Regions from separate parts of the Homo sapiens genome. Here region 1 is linked to region 2. The links are chromatin contacts, found by Hi-C or POLR2A ChIA-PET in ENCODE. All regions are on one chromosome and are shown on one strand. Each heading gives the region's core, a stretch centred on a gene start or an enhancer-like site at or near the end of the contact. The rest is flanking DNA. Distances are from core to core; before and after follow the strand shown. Region 1 has its middle 17 kb from the start of AOAH. Region 2 overlaps ELMO1 (engulfment and cell motility 1).

What was found. A loop is a pair of places that touch in the nucleus more often than their neighbours do. ChIA-PET counts read pairs that join two places held with the same protein, here RNA polymerase II (POLR2A). Pooled maps may share reads with other maps.
Region 1: a loop to region 2 is called in a pooled map, with 2.4 times the contacts of the local background. The contact joins two enhancer-like sites. A Hi-C loop is called at or near these places in 1 of 168 maps with a recorded cell type or tissue (GM12878), 12 of 37 single-sample maps with no recorded cell type and 5 of 50 pooled maps. POLR2A ChIA-PET finds 5 or more read pairs at or near these places in 1 of 52 experiments (K562).

Annotation. Positions count from the first base shown.
Region 1 is chr7:36,739,771-36,743,541 of GRCh38, forward strand. No RefSeq gene overlaps it. Among named protein-coding and RNA genes, the nearest start is that of AOAH, 17 kb to the left of the region's middle. Within about 2 kb of position 2,286, at least 3 of the 41 ENCODE cell types and tissues checked have a DNase peak (open chromatin) inside an H3K27ac peak, as active enhancers do.
Region 2 is chr7:36,942,188-36,946,429 of GRCh38, forward strand. All of the region lies in intron 16 of ELMO1 (engulfment and cell motility 1), which reads right to left. Among named protein-coding and RNA genes, the nearest start is that of MIR1200, 25 kb to the left of the region's middle. RefSeq lists an enhancer at 844-913. Within about 2 kb of position 1,589, at least 3 of the 41 ENCODE cell types and tissues checked have a DNase peak (open chromatin) inside an H3K27ac peak, as active enhancers do.

The sequences.
Region 1 (3,771 bases), core at 1,036-3,535, 200 kb before region 2:
GCTTGGGGTAAGCCCTGGTGCCATGAGCCCTCTGCACTGCCTGCTGGCTCAGTGTCTAGGCCTGACCCTTCAGCCCCCTGCCAATCTCTCCTGGTCCTTGCCTGATCTGATTCCCACCCAGTACTCTTACACACCAGGTCCCTGCCTCCAATGACCTCTTGCCCCTTCCTAAGGAGCTAGAATGGCCTCAGTCCCCCATCCCACAGATGGCTGTGGAAATCTCACTGGGGAGGGGCACTAATCTCTCAAACCACATCCCACTGTGCACCTGACTTTGCATGTTACCCGTTGCCTGCATCTCAGGTATGCCCTACCAGCTGGACTGGGCCTTCGGGGTTATTGATATCTGCCTGAAATAAATTCTCACTCTGTGCCTTTAGACTCTGAACGCTAGACCAAATATCCTCCCCTGTAAGGGCCAATCTCAATAGCAGGGTTGAGTCCATCTCAACATCGTCCATCTTGGTTTTGCAATCATTTCCATCCTCACTGGTCTGCAAGGCTGGAGTCCAGTTGGCTTTGCAGCTGAGGCCATCTAAGTTAGAATGTACCCAGCTCGAAGTCACTCTAGGATAGAACCAGAGTTTTGAATCATTCCAATGCCTTTTCCTGTCTCCTGGAAAAAAATGCAAATGCTTGTGATGCCTGTATTAATACCTAAAAAATTAGCTGGTGCCTTGGGTATGACCTAGAGTCACTAGTACCTGTTCCACCTGCCCAGTTTGCTCTGACCCAGAGCGACTCTGCCTTCAGACCTCATCCCTGGGTCTTCTCCTGGAACCAGACTCTTGCAGGCCATTTGCTAGACCATCCGCTCCCCTGGCATTCACTGCTTTGCTGGAATACACTCAGAAGTGGTTTAGCTCCTCCAGAACGACCACCTTCTCACTGCCCTGTCCAGTGCCTCTGCTCTCGCAGAGTTCAAGCCAAAAGACAATGGGATCATCTAGCCAGGTGTTTCCTGTAACATGGCTCATATGAAGTTGTCTCTCCGCAAACCTAGCAGGTAAAGCAACCAGCCAGCACCTTGCTTCAAAAACCCTGATGAGCGTTCCCCCTTGGAGGGGTCAGAAAACCTCATGGCTACAGGTCATGATATAAAAAGTCTTAATTTCAGATTCAGAAGCTTTCCTTCCACTCTTTGATTGAGAAATTGCTCAGACTCTAAAACAGACCTATTTAAAGGCTATTGTTTGGTGGGCTGCCTCAAGGTGCGCATGTAGAACTGATTCAGGGGCTTACACAGGCCACACCAAGAACAAGACAGTAAGTGCATGGCACCCACGAATAATGTGCTTGAATTCCACCATGCAGGAAAATAGTTCATTCTCAATCAACAGAAACAGAAACCTTTCATCCTGTCACTGTCAGCTCTGAAACTTAGGTCTTTTATGTCCATGGAGTCATAGGTCTTAAATTATATGATATGGATGGAAATAATCTGGTAGTGGCCTTTCCTCTCCATTTTCTCTCATACGTGAATTTTTAACATAAATATAAGGAAATAGTGCATTGATAAAAGTAAAAATGTTTCAGTGACCTGTTACAACAATTATAAATGAAATTGTTAGAATTTTCTGTTCAATGCCAATATGTGGCTTTTACACAAAATCATACATATTTCTTTTTTTCTTTTTTCTTTTCTTTTTTTTTTTTTTTTTGAGACAGAGTCTTGCCCTGTCACCCAGGCTGGAGTACAGTGGCACGATCTTGGCTCACTGCAACCTCTGCCTCTTGGTTCAAGCAATTCTCCTGCCTCAGCCTCCCTAGTAGCTGGGATTACAGGCATGAGCCACCATGCCTGGCGAATTTTTATATTTTTAGTAGACATGAGGTTTCGCCATATTGGCCAGACTGGTCTCGAACTCCTGACCTCAGATGATCCACCAGCCTTAGCCTCCCAAAGTGCTGGAATTACAGGCATGGGCCACTGCGCTCAGCCATATTTCTTATTAATGGTAAAAGAAATTATAAAGTCAGCCTATATTAAGCGGATCCACAGTCTTCATAGGGTTCTAGAAAACTCTTCATTAATTAATTCATTCAATACTTGTCTATTAATCAGCTACTATTGATCACCTACAGTCAAGCACTGTTGTAGACATGGAGATTAAGAAAATTTGTAAAGATTTCTGCCCTCACTGTTGACTTGTGCCATATGGCAAATTAGTTTATTTCAATATGGTTAAATTGCTTTGCTTTTTGTTATTATTCACCCACACGATCAGAGCTGGCACCGATATGCAAAGCCCTTTGTTGGGAAACTCACAAACCTACTATTCCTGTAAAGTAGGAAGCTGCTTTTCTTTGTGTTACAGTGCCCTTTGAGGAGTAGCTGAGGCTGGGCTCTCACGCTTGTACATGTGCTGGTCCCTATACTGACTTTAAGCATATTCCATAGATAAAAGGAAACAACTTCTTGCATCAGGAAATTAATGACATGAGGCTTTTTTTATCTGTTCCTAATTGACCACCTTATGTAAAGAATCTTAGGCTGGTTGTAGTGGTTCACACCCGTAATCCCAGCACTTTGGGAGGCAGAGGTGGGAGGATCGCTTGAGCCCAGGAGTTTGAAACCAGTCTGAGCAGCACAGGGAGACCCTGTCTCTACAACAAATTTAAAAATTAGCCAGGTGTGGTGGCATGTGCCTGTAAGTCCCAGTTACTCAGGAGGCTGAGGTGGAAGGATGGCTTGAGCCTGGGAGGTCAAGGCTGCAAGGAGCCGTAATCACACCATTGCACTCCAGCGTGGGTGACAGTGGGACCCTGTCTCAAAATAATCCAAAAAAGAATCTTATATTTTATGGTGTCACAGACCCCTTTGAGAATCTGATGAAAGCTATGGATCCTCTTTCCAGAAAAAAAAGCAGCTAATGCAAGCACACTAACATTTACACATGAATTTACAAAAATCACAGACCCCTGAAACTAACTTGTTTATTTTCATGGATCCCAGGCCCAAGGACCCCTGGTCTGGAAGCTCTTACTTTTCTCAACTTCTTACTCTGAATTCCACATATGTGAAATTTCTGTGAAATGAAGTTTTCCTCTTTAATTTTAGCCCCTTAGATTGAGATATTGCGTGAAAACCTTGGGGACACCTGTTTTTTTATTATCATCATGATACAAGCTCTTCCCCTTGAGCAAGGTCATTGGAGTGAACATCAGTCCTTGCGCTGGGCTGCTGGCACAAGATGATGTGTGGGAAACCCCAGCCCAGGCCTGGTTTCCTCTCTTCAAGCCAGATACCATGTACTGGCTTTCATTTCTTCTTTCCAGTTGTGGGAATAAAGCCAAAGTTCCCTTGTACATTCACTTTACATGTTTGAATATGCCCTTTTGTATAAGTTTGTGTTCCTCTTTTTGCCTTTTGCAAAATCTGCTGACTACCACATCTTGGCCATTCAGAGAAGAACAGGTGGATGCTCACCAGTGTGGGCTGCCTCCATTTCCCCTGCTGAGGAGCAGTGATTCTAGACAGTAAAGTGGTGACATTAGTTATGAAATTCTTTGTTTGTGAAATTCACTTGCTAATGTGGTAGCCTGTATAATCACCCCCAAGAGAAGTTTATGTCCTAATCCTGGAATCTGTGAATATATTACTTTACATAACAAGAGATTGTGCAGCTGTTTAGAATAGTACGGATATTGAAATAAGGAGATTATCCTGTACTGTCTGGATAGGCCCTATATAATCATAAGGATCTACATAATCATAAGGCAGAAAGTTCAAAGTAAGAGTAGGCGACCTGATCATGAAAACAGGGGTTG
Region 2 (4,242 bases), core at 339-2,838:
GGTAGCTGCTTCACAACCTGGCGGATGTGGATCAAAGAATAGTAAAGGCCACTGGGAGGCACCCAACCCTGACTCACTAAGGAGGCATCCCCCTCTCTGCCATATCTAGAACGTCTTTCCTCTTCTATCAGGAAGCGCAGCTGCACATTACTTACTTCTAAGATCCCTCAGCTATATCTAGAAAAACAAAATGATTTACCAGAGCATGTCAACAATGCTTAAAATAGAAATATAAAGTAATTACAAGTGACAACCCTCAAATTGTAGTGAGGCTTAAAAGCAACATTTTCTCTGTCTCAGGAGACAGGTGGGTGCTGCCACCCTCTGAGGAGGCTTATGACATGGATGGGGATTTCAGGAGGGAAATGAAGAGGACGTTTTCTTTGGCGTAGACAACAGATTATCTTTAGTCACATAAAAACCATAGATTTGCATGGAGAGGGAATAAATCTGGACAAATGGCATAGTTTACCTTTAAGAAAGCACTTGCTTTGATGGTGGGTTCACTGTGTTCTGGCTTGAAGGAATGATAACATGAGATCATACACAGCTTTGCATGCTAATTAGATTTAGTGCCCTAGCCAGGAAATTTTTTAGGCTCTGTAAAAAATCTACACTTATAATGAACACTTCCCAAGAAAATGAATACACAGTACAGAAAGGCCTTTCTCAGTAACTGATAAGATGCTCGCAGGAAAGAGAAGAAAAGATGTCCAAGGATCTGGAAGGAAAAAGGCAGTCCTGACAGCACGCCACTGACAGCTTCCAGAATTCTCATGCAGCAAAAATCACCATGACCAGCCACCTTCAGATCATGGTCACGGCAGGCTGGCATGTGGGACAGTTCAGTGTGACACAGACTACCTGCGGAACCTGGGTCCTACCTCAGAGGTGCTCATGGTGAGGGCTACTGCCTCATTCCCTTTGAGCTCCAGTTCCCACATCTGTACACTGGGGACAACGCTGGCCACTGCAGCGGGTCGAGGTGGGTGAACATGCAAATGAGCAGGCGACACATTCATTAAAGTCCTTCCACTGTGTACGTTCAGTATCCCTTATCTACTATGGTTATGCAGTTCTGTGACTGTCAACAATACCTTTTCTTTTATGCGTAAAAAATTCAGAGTAACACGGTGTTTATATAAATCCAGTCTTCCCTTTCCCCTACCTTTTGTAAGCTCTGCCTCAGCTAAGCTGCCACACTCATCCTAACAAAAGGGCCACTGGCCTCTCCTTGTCTCTGTGCTCTCTGTTGGCATTTTAGATCTTCAGTCATGAGAGGCTCTTTGTTCAACTGCTTGATCACCAATTTCATTCATAGACAATTTGATTGGAGTTTTGGGGGATAAGGACTGTCCTGTTCCTATTTCTATCCCCAGAATCTGGCATAGAACCATGTACAACTGCTACGTAAGAAAGTTTGAATGAATGAGTAACTGGAATATTTAATGCTTCGAATAAGTGAAGTGTATTATATGCCTCTAAATAGTTCATTCACTCCTTACTCAAGAAACATGTATATTACTTTTAGTTTTCAGAACGCTTTGCACTTTTGTTTTCAATTGCAGAACATATTTTCATAACAAAAAGGAAATGAAACCTTAACCCCAGTTCTGAATAACAACACTCATCTTTTTCCTCGAGAGCTCCCTTCCTGGCTTTCCATGAAAGTCATGCTAACTTCTGCTCTGAGGGTGGATATACACTAGACAGGGTCTGCACAATCCTTTAGGAAAATCACAACAATAGGGCTGGTTTCACATTTAAAAAATGATCAGGAAACATAAAAATGATCAAGAAAAGAACAGGGAGAGTAAGAGAGCAAGATGGAGGTGGGGAGTACCACAGGTGGGGCATCTCTGCTCAATGCCACCTGGTATTGCCACAAGAACACATGCAGCTCTTATGTGCTTCACAGTGATCTTAGAACGTTACATAGATTAACTATTCCTCATGGCAACTTTCCCTATTTTAAACATAAGGACATGAACATAGAAAGGCTAAGTAATTTGCTGCAGATGACTCAGCTAGTAAATGTCAGAGCAGGAATCTGAACTTGGCAATGTGGCTCCAGAATCCCTGCTTGCCACCTGACACTAGGCTGCTTCTTGGGCACGACAATCCTGAGAATCCAATTATCACCATCTGTATTTTTAAAATGGAGAAGTTGAGATTCAAAGAGACTCAAACTTGACCAAAGTCCACCAGCTCACACGAAGGAGTGCACGATTCAAACTAAAGTCTGCTTGATTTCAAAGCCCACATGATTTTCACTCTACTCCTGGGACCTCCCGTATAATATTTTCTATCCTTCTCACAGGCTTAGCAAAAGATGATTCATTATTTTCTCTGCTGAGCATCTTGCTAAGTTCTACTGGTGAATATCAAGCTGTAATTTTACTCATGAAGCATGTCACTGGTCTCTTCCCCAATGAGGAGATCAGTTTCTCTGATGACCGGAGCTCCTTGAAGTCAACGGGACTTCACAGACATTGATTTGTTGCCTGCTGGAAGCCAGTTGTATAGAAAGTAATTGGGAAGCACAATGGAGTGGATGTAGCCCAGCCTAGGAAGTGTTCCCAGCCCTTAGTGAAAACATAGGCCCTCATACATGGAGACAAGATTTGGGAGAAAAGGCCCAAAGCTCTAAAACACTAGTACACCTTCTTAATGTAGAATTAGAGCTAGAAGGGGCTGCCCCACCAGAAAAGCAAAGGAGCCTATGCTAGCAGTGACTGGTTGCCTTGAAGTGGGAATAAAGGGTCCTGAATTCACTCTGCGAACCCAGGGCAATAGCAAGTGTATTTGCTGTCCTTTCCAACGCCTGCTGACTCACGGCAGCTTTGCTCTACTCTCCGGGGATAAGGCTAAAGAAAACGCCACAAGTTTGCTCTGGGTGTGGTACCATCATTACTTCATTATTCACAGGTGATTTCCTATTCCAGTTCTCAACATTGTTTTCTTCCTAATTTTCAATTATGATTGTTTAATTGCACAAGGTCCATTATTGTCATACATTTTCTCAAAGCCTTTGTAGGATATAAAATAAGTTTTTAAGTTACTATTGCTATCTTAGGTACCTTCTAGAATCCTCTGACTCACTTTTATATGGTTTCTTCCTTTTCTACTTTCACAAGGGTTTTGAAAGGGCTTACAATACAAATGCACTAAGTCAATGAGCCTAAGGAAAGAAGTTGGAGCAGAAAATAAACATTAGGGAGGGAAGGAGGGAGGTACAGGCATACCCCAAACCGGAGCCCAGCCTCAGTGACGGGCATTTAACTTAGCACGAAGCTTTCCGGGAATCCCTAGAACGATCATTTAGAATGTCATTACCTCAATCAGCTTTATTAGAGTTATGGGCTCTTAGTTGCATAGTTGAAAAATAAGAATGCCTCTGTTTTTCCAATAGTGGCTCACTGTGTTTCCCTTAGCTCCCTGGATGGGGTTAAATCGGGCAAATTTCCCCAGTGAGATGACTTGCTGTGGCTCCATACCCCTCACATTCCCCTTAAGTCAGAGTCCATGCCTGCTAACATAATAGCCTGACATACTGCCCAGAGTCCTTGACGGTACTATTTTTAGCAACAGGGCCATGTGGCACACAGTCTAGAGTGACTGTATCTCACTCCATCCAATTTTCTTTTCAACTGGACCAACTTTAATTAAAAGGGGCGAACACATCCCCAGATCAGACAGATTCCCACTTTGGACTGTAGAACCCAAGGAAGTGACATTTTTAAGAAACTCCTTTGGAATCCTGGAATGAAAGGCATCGGAGGTAGGTTATTGAAATGACTGATCTCCACCTGTCCCTGCCTCTCCTGCCAAAGGAGGATGGGACGTGGACAGTCTGCAGGCACAGCAGAGGTAGCCTGAGCTGGGAACAGGAACAGCAAAGCTGACAGCTGTGCTTTTCTGCACCAAGCACCCTGGGAAAAATCAACACTTGGGCAGCCCTGCTGCCATCTGTGGCGTTTCTGCAGCAGACAGGTTATTTATAGAAACTTGTTTGTGCAAAGCCAATATTTACCTGTCGGGGCTGTCAAAATTTACATTTCATCTGTGCCATTAGCCTGCTGTTTCCCTGTCAATAAAGGAAATTTCCATCACTAGAAAGGGAGACTGGGGGCAGCTATGAGGACTACAGTCCCCTCCCAGTAAGTGAGAGAATGAGTGGTATTCATGGTTACAGGGTAAGTGCATCTGTTGCCCAAGTGGCCACTGGACCCTCATGCTATG